2 separate regions of the Homo sapiens genome follow, and region 1 is linked to region 2. The links are chromatin contacts, found by POLR2A ChIA-PET in ENCODE. All regions are on one chromosome and are shown on one strand. Each heading gives the region's core, a stretch centred on a gene start or an enhancer-like site at or near the end of the contact. The rest is flanking DNA. Distances are from core to core; before and after follow the strand shown. Region 1 holds the start of FBXL12 (F-box and leucine rich repeat protein 12). Region 2 overlaps ARHGEF18 (Rho/Rac guanine nucleotide exchange factor 18).

The links. ChIA-PET counts read pairs that join two places held with the same protein, here RNA polymerase II (POLR2A).
Region 1: POLR2A ChIA-PET joins it to region 2 with 22 read pairs in PC-3. The contact joins the promoter of FBXL12 here to the enhancer-like site in region 2. POLR2A ChIA-PET finds 5 or more read pairs at or near these places in 2 of 52 experiments (PC-3 and activated B cell).

The regions. Positions count from the first base shown.
Region 1 is chr19:9,817,407-9,821,138 of GRCh38, forward strand. FBXL12 (F-box and leucine rich repeat protein 12) reads right to left here and starts at 1,673. Exons shown (of 3, transcript NM_017703.3): 1 at 1,322-1,673; 2 at 1,139-1,211. The coding sequence starts at 1,407. LOC124900430 (small nucleolar RNA SNORA70) reads left to right here and starts at 2,548; the gene lies at 2,548-2,688. It also overlaps the pseudogene RPL10P15. RefSeq lists silencers at 1,165-1,324, 1,775-1,864, 2,085-2,234.
Region 2 is chr19:7,413,341-7,416,930 of GRCh38, forward strand. All of the region lies in intron 10 of ARHGEF18 (Rho/Rac guanine nucleotide exchange factor 18), which reads left to right. Among named protein-coding and RNA genes, the nearest start is that of ARHGEF18-AS1, 20 kb to the left of the region's middle. Within about 2 kb of position 1,996, at least 7 of the 41 ENCODE cell types and tissues checked have a DNase peak (open chromatin) inside an H3K27ac peak, as active enhancers do.

The DNA.
Region 1 (3,732 bases), core at 423-2,922, 2.4 Mb after region 2:
AAATAGTGGCCACCGAATGGTAACTCACAAGGGTAGCAGTTAAAGTTGGTAAAATTTTAAATGCACACAAAACCAATGGACGAATCAACTTTTCCTCGCAAAACCAACAACTAAGTTTCAACAACTGAGAAAAAGTTTCATATTATCAGGCCAGACACTGTGGCTCACACCTGTAATCCCAGCACTTTGGGAGACTGAGGTTGGGGGACAGCTTCAGTCCAGGAGTTCGAGACCATCCTGGGCAACATAGCAAGACTCTGTCCTTAAAAAAAGAACTTCAAAAGCAACTGTATTAAAGGGAGTTACAGATGGATATATACAGTAAAATTGTTTAAAAGTAGAACACTATCTAAATAGTAGAACAGCATTACCCGAAGTTCAGAAATACATTACTAACACTATAATTGTTTTTGGACACACACATATGAAGTAACGTAAAAGGAAGGGTGCAAATTCACTTTATAATAGCAATTATCTATGAAGACAGTTTCAAAAAGGGCAACAAATATATCTATAAATGTTTTGAGCCAGTTGCTGTGGCTCATGCCTGTAATCTGAACACTTTGGGAGGCTAAGTCGGGAGAATCACTTGAGCCCAGGAGTTCGAGACCAGCCTGGGCAGCATAGTGAGACTCCGTCTCTACAAAAAATAAAAAATTAGCAGGTGTAGTGGCGAGCGCCCGTGGTTCCAGCTACTCAGGAGGCTGATGCGAGAGGATCGCTTGAGCTTGGGAGGTCGAGGCTGCAATCGCACCACTGCACTCCAGCCTGAGCAGCAGAGCGAGACTCTGTCTCAAAAACAAAACAAAAACTTGATAACATAGTCATAAATTAGCATTTATCGAATGATAAATATGTGCCAGACTGTTCTAAGCCCTTTCCCTGCGTGATCTCAGTGAAGTCCCATAATAGCCCCGTGAGGCAGGTACTGTCCTTTATCCCCATTGCAGGGATGAGGAAATTGAGGCCCTGAGGTCGAAGAGGAGCTGGTAAGCGATGATGCCGAGATAGGCCCCGGATCGCCTGGCTCTAAATCCCCAGCCCGGGCCCCGACACACAGTCCCAGGGTGGGAGAGGTGGTCTTCGGGGTCCGGGCACCGCGACCGCGGCCCAGGCCCGCCCGGCCAGCTGCGCGTACCGTGTAGAGCGTCAGGTCGACATGTCGCCACAGCCACCGGTCGTCCACCAGCCTCTTCCAGCGGTGACAGACCCTGGGGGAGGGGACGCGCGGTTAGAACGACCCCAGCCCCGGGCCACATCGCATCTCCAGGTGCCAGCTGCGCCCTCCGCCCTGCCCTTCCCCCCGGAGGCGGGGCCGCACCTGGAGATGCGGATCCGGTCCCGTACCGGGAGGTAAGAGAAGATCTCGAGCAGGACCGAGTCCGGCAGTTCGACCAAAGTCGCCATGATCCCGCCGACACGCACTTCCGCTTCCGGTTAAAGAGACCCGAGGGGTCCTGGGGGCGCCGAGGCGGCTGACAGGGCGGCGGCCGCGACCTTCCCGTAGCCGGTCGAGAAATTTGACCTTCCTCTCGCTGGGAAGTGATTCGGTCCCAGGGCCGGACCAGCCGCGGATGGGGACCAGAAACCAGCCTGGAAAGCGTGGCTGAGGCAGTGAGAGGCTTGCGGGAGGTGGCTGAGGCGTGATTTGGCCGCGACTGGGAACTAAGACCAAGTCCAGAAGGCGGGGCTGGAGTGAGGCGAAGCTCGGAGGCGGGGCTAGAGACGAGGACCAAGTCCGGAAGGCGTGGCCGGGGTGGGGTGAGGATCGGAGGCGGGGCTAGAGACCAGGACCAAGTCCGGAAGGCGTGGCTGGGGTGGGGCGAGGATCGGAGGCGGGGCTAGAGACGGGGACCAAGTCCGGAAGGCGTGGCTGGGGAGGGGCGAGACCCGGGGACGGGGCTAGAGGCGAGGCCCAAGCCCGGAAGGCGTCGCTGGAGTTGGGCGAGGCTCAGGGGCGGAGCCAGAGAACGGAACCAAGTCCAGAAGGCGGGGCTGGGGCGCGGCTAGGGGGCGGGGCTAGAGACGAGGACCAAGTCCAGAAGGCGTGGCTGGGGTGGGGCGAGGATCAAGCCCGGAAGGCGCGGCTGGAGCGGGGCGAGGCCTAGGTGGGGCTGCAGACGAGAACCACGCCTTGGAGGCGTGGCTAGGGCGGGTAGAGGCTCGGACAACCGCTGGAAGGCGGGGCTGGGGCGGGGCGAGACCTTGGGGGCGGGGTTGACGACGAGGACCTAGCCGAGAGGTCGTGGTCTGGACGGAAACCAGGCTGCAGCAGGACCAGGCGCCAAGGGCGTGGCTGGGGAGCGATGGAGACGCTCGGAAGGTGGGGAGCGGGGGACGGAGACAGGGAGAAGACTACGCCATGAAGGCGTGGTTGAGGCGGGGCGAGGCCTGTGGGTCTGGCCCCGAGCGAATGGCTTGGTAGAGAGTCAGAGAACTCTATTTTTTTACTTAATGATGCTTCTTGATGTCTATGCACAAGGATAAATTTGTATTACTGGAATATCGTGGCCAAAGGACCTGTTGAATTTTTCACTTTCATTGATACTACAGATATTTTCTGAATTGGCAAGTCCACCAAGAAACTATAAAAATGTGTGTGTGCAATGGCTGCACACAGCAGCTTCCTTGGTAGTGTACGCAGCCTGTTGGTTGTATGGGTTGCTCTAAGGGACCTTGGAGACAGGCCTTTCCGATGGATGTTCATGTTTCTAACCTTGCACTACCACAATGTAGGCTCCAAACAGGCATGTGAGGTGCCTTTGGAAAGCCCCAGGGCACTGTGGCCAGGGTTGACATTGGCCAAGTTATCATGTCCATCCGCACCAAGCTGCAGAACAAGGAGCATGCGATTGAGGCCTTGCGCAGGGCCAAGTTCAAGTTTCCTGGCCGCCAGAAGATCTACATCTCAAAGAAGTGGGGCTTCACCAAGTTCAATGCTGATGAATTTGAAGACATGGTGGCTGAGAAGCGGCTCATCCCAGATGGCTGTGGGGTCAAGTACATCCCCAATCGTGGCCCTCTGGACAAGTGGCTGGCCCTGCACTCATGAGGGCTTCCAATGTGCTGCCCCCCCTATTAATACTCACCAATAAATTCTACTTCCTGTCCAAAAAAAAAAATGTGTGTGTGTGTGTGTGTGTGTGTGTGTGTATATATATATATATATATATATACACACACACACACACACGCACGCCTCCTGAAGCCAGGAGGCGGAGATTGCAGTGACCTGAGATCGCGCCACCACACTCCAGCCTGAGTGACAGAGCGAAACTCCGTCTCAAAAAAAAAAAAAAAGAATATGAAAGAGATTGTGGAGGTTGCAGTGAGCCCAGATCGCGCCACTGCACTCCAGCCTGTGCGACGGGTGCGAGACTCCATCTCAAAAAAAAAAAAAAATCATGTTACTGCAAAGGACATGATTTCATTATCTTTTTTTTTTTTTAAATTTGGGACAGGGTCTCTCTCTGTCACCCAGTCTGGAGTGCAGTGGCGAAATTATAGCTCACTGCAGCCTTAACCTCTGGGGCTCAAGTGATCCGATCCTTCCACCTCAGTCTCCCGAGTAGCTGGGACTGTAGGCACATGCCAACACGCCCGGCTAATTTTTGTTTTGTTTTTTGAGATGAAGTCTTGCTGCATCACCCAGGCTGGAGTGCAGTGGCACAATCTCGGCTCACTGCAACCTCCGCCTCCCAGGTTCAAGTGATTCTCCTGCCTCAGCCTCCC
Region 2 (3,590 bases), core at 746-3,245:
GCCCAGGCTGGAGTGCAGTGGCACGATCTCGGCTCACTGCAAGCTCCACCTCCTGGGTTCACGCCATTCTCCTGCCTCAGCCTCCCAAGTAGCTGGGACTACAGGCGCCCGCCACCATGCCCAGCTAATTTTTTGCATTTTTAGTAGACACGGGGTTTCACCGTGTTGACCAGGATGGTTTCGATCTCCTGACCTCGTGATCCACCTGCCTCGGCCTCCCAAAGTGCTGGGATTACAGGCGTGAGCCACTGCGCCCGGCAAAAAAATCTTTTTTAATTAGCCATGGTGGTGTGCACTTGTAGTTCCAGCTACTTGGGAGATAGGGAGAAGGATTACTTAAGCCCCAGGAGTTTGGGGCTGCAGTGAGCTATGATTATACCACTATACTCCAGCCGAGACTCTGTCTCCAAAAAATAAACAAACAAACAAGATGGTCGTGAGGTAATCATCTTTTAGCCATGCTCATCGGTGGATGGAAGTTCACAAAGCTGTTAATTAATGGGCTGATGTTAACTTAGTAGGAAGCCACCCACGGTTCTGTCCTCTGCTGTGTCTCGGTCAGTCATTTAACTTGTAATTTGGGAAGATAAAGATGTAGAAAGCTTATTTATCAAAGCTGGAGATGACAGACAGCTATAGGGGTGGCTTTAATCACCAGGTGACAGAGTGAGTACCGGGATGCTTAGATTCCTGCGCGTGGGTCTAAATCAGGGTTTCCCAGCCTAGATACTGTAGGCATTTGGGGCCGGATCATTCTTTGGGATGGGACCTACCTGGGCACTGCAGGGTGCTGAGCAGCATCCCTGGCCTCCACCCACCAGATGCCAGGAGCACCCCTCTTCCCCCCTCACTCCCATAGCAACCAAAAATGTCTCCAGACTCTGCCAAATGACCCTGGGAGCAAGAATCACCCCTGGTAGAGAATCGTTGGTCTAGATAAGCAACCATATAAGTACAGGATGGGGAAATAGAACCTCATGACAGCTTGTGAGGAAACAACTTCGGGGTTTCAGTTGATCGTTTTTTTAAAAAGTCATAATAATACTAGTTTGAGGGCCAGGCGCGGTGGCTGATGCCTGTAATCCCAGCACTTTGGGAGGCCAAGGCGGGCAGATCACCTGGGTCAGGAGTTCGAGACCAGCCTAGCCAACATGGTGAACCCCATCTCTACTAAAAATACAAAAATTAGGCTGGGCACGGTGGTTCACGCCTATAATTCCAGCACTTTGGGAAGCTGAGGCAGGCGGATCACAAGGTCAAGAGATCGAGACCATCCTGGCCAAGATGGTGAAACCCCGTCTCTACTAAAAATACAAAAATTAGCTGGGCATGGTGGTGCGTGCCTGTGATCCCAGCTACTCTGGAGGCTGAGGCAGGAGAATCGCTTGAACCCGGGAGGTGGAGGTTGCAGTGAGCTGAGATCGCGCCATTGCACTCCAGCCTGGCGACTGCGAGACTCTGTCTCAAAAAAAAAGAAAAAAACAAAAACAATAAAAATACAAAAATTAGCCGGGTGTGGGGGCAGGTGCCTGTAATCCCAGCTACTCGGGTGGCTGAGGCAAGAGGATCATTTGAACCCAGAAAGCAGAGGTTGCAGTGACCCGAGATCGTGCCACTGCACTCCAGCCTGGGCCACAGAGTAAAATTCCATCTCAAAATAAATAAGTAAATAAATAAATAAAATAATACTAGTTTGAGCCAGTGATTATGATACAACTGTGTTCTCCCCTCCCCCAAAATAAAAACCACGCATGCCATTCAGCTATTCTGCTCCCAAGACCGCTTTCAACAAAGCTGGACCCAAGGACCTTAGTTCCATCCCTTATCCCATTGAATCTCCAGGCAGCTCCATTAAACCACCTCCCTAACCCTGCTCCTGGGCACTCCTGGGTTCTCCCGGGCTTCAGGTAGCACCTTAGGCCCAAATGTCCACCCCTTGCTTAGAGCGCCCTCCTGAGCGCAACACCCCGTGCCAGCGGCTGCCTGCTGCCGAGCCCGCCACTCTGCCCCCCACTTCATGGCCCCTGCACCGCCCCTCTCTGCCACTCTCCACCCTGCCCTCGAGGTCCCGGTCCCCCTGCGTCCACCAGCAACCCCTTCCAGTGTGCCCTGCTCCCCACGCTGCAGCCATCGTTTCGAGAAGCAGAGCTCATCCAATCCTCCACATAAACCTTTCCGTGGCTTCAGGTTCAATGACAAAGTGACTCTCCAAGGGCCCCCAAGGCCCATGGCAGAACCTCCTGGAATAAGACATTCCCTCCACCCTGCCCTTTCCTTTCTCTGACCGGTCCAGACCAGGTCCCTCCCAGACGTCCTCTCCCTCCCTCCCTGAAGCGCGTATTTGTTAAGCACCCACCCACCACATGACAGGCCTCGTGCCAGCCATGACCACAGAGACCCGCAGCTCCTGGAGTTTCCCTTCTAAATAAACAAAACTACAGTTGAGCCTTGGGATTTGCAGAGTCAGTGTTTACCCTTTTGAAGATATACCCAGGAGTAGAATTGCTGGATCGGATGGTAATTCTTTGTTTAATTTTCACCCGCTTGCTAAAATTTCTCTGTAACCGCAACATGAATCCATTCATATTGGTGCAGAGTGGAGAAAACTTGGAGTTCCCACACAGGTTCCCAGCTGAGGCTGAGCGAGGCGACACTCCACCTTCTCGTTCAGCCTCTCACACTGTAAACACATGCCCTGTTGAAGGTCTATGGAGTACCACGGTTTTCGCATTTGTGTGCTTCTTGTTGGTGATGTTAATGTTGAAAATGACCCCTAGCTGGGCGAGGAGGCTCATGCCTATAATCTCAGCACACTGGGAGGCCTAGGCAGGAGGATTAGTTGAGCCCAGGAGTTTGAGACCAGCCAGCCTGGGCAACATAGCAAGACCCTATCTCTAAAAAAAAAATTTTTTTTAATTAGCCAGGCATGGTGTCACACACCTGTGGTCTCAGCTACTTGGGAGGCTGAGGCAGGAGGATCCCTTGATTCCTTGAGCCCAGGAGTTCGAGGCTGCAGTGAGCTACGATCACGCCACTGCAGTCCAGCCTGGGCAGCAGAGACCTCATCTCTAAAATAACAATATAATAATAAATTTTTTAGAAAATAAAATGACCTTCAAACGTAGTGCTGCAGTGCCAGCAAGTGCCCCTGAGTGCAAGGAGGCTGTGATGTGCCTCACGGAGAAAATTCGTGTGTGTGTGTGTGTGTGTGTGTGTGTGTGTGTGTGTGTGTGTGTGTTTTGGGGTGGATGATATTTTATTTGGGTTTTTTTTTTTTTTTGAGACAGAGTCTTGCTCTGCTGCCAAGCCTGGAGTGCAGTGGCACGATCTTGGCTCACTGCAAACTCTGCCTCCCGGGTTCACACCATTCTCCTGCCTCAGCCTCCCGAGTAGCTGGGACTACAGGTGCCCGCCACCACGCCCAGCTAATTTTTTGTATTTTTAAGTGGAAACGGGGTTTCACTGTGTTAGCCAGGATGGTCTCGATCTCCTGACCTCATGATCCGCTCGCCTCAGCCTCCCAAAGTGTTGGGATTACAGGCGTGAGCCACCATGCCCGGCTGTTTTTGTTGTTGTTGTTGTTTTTTGAG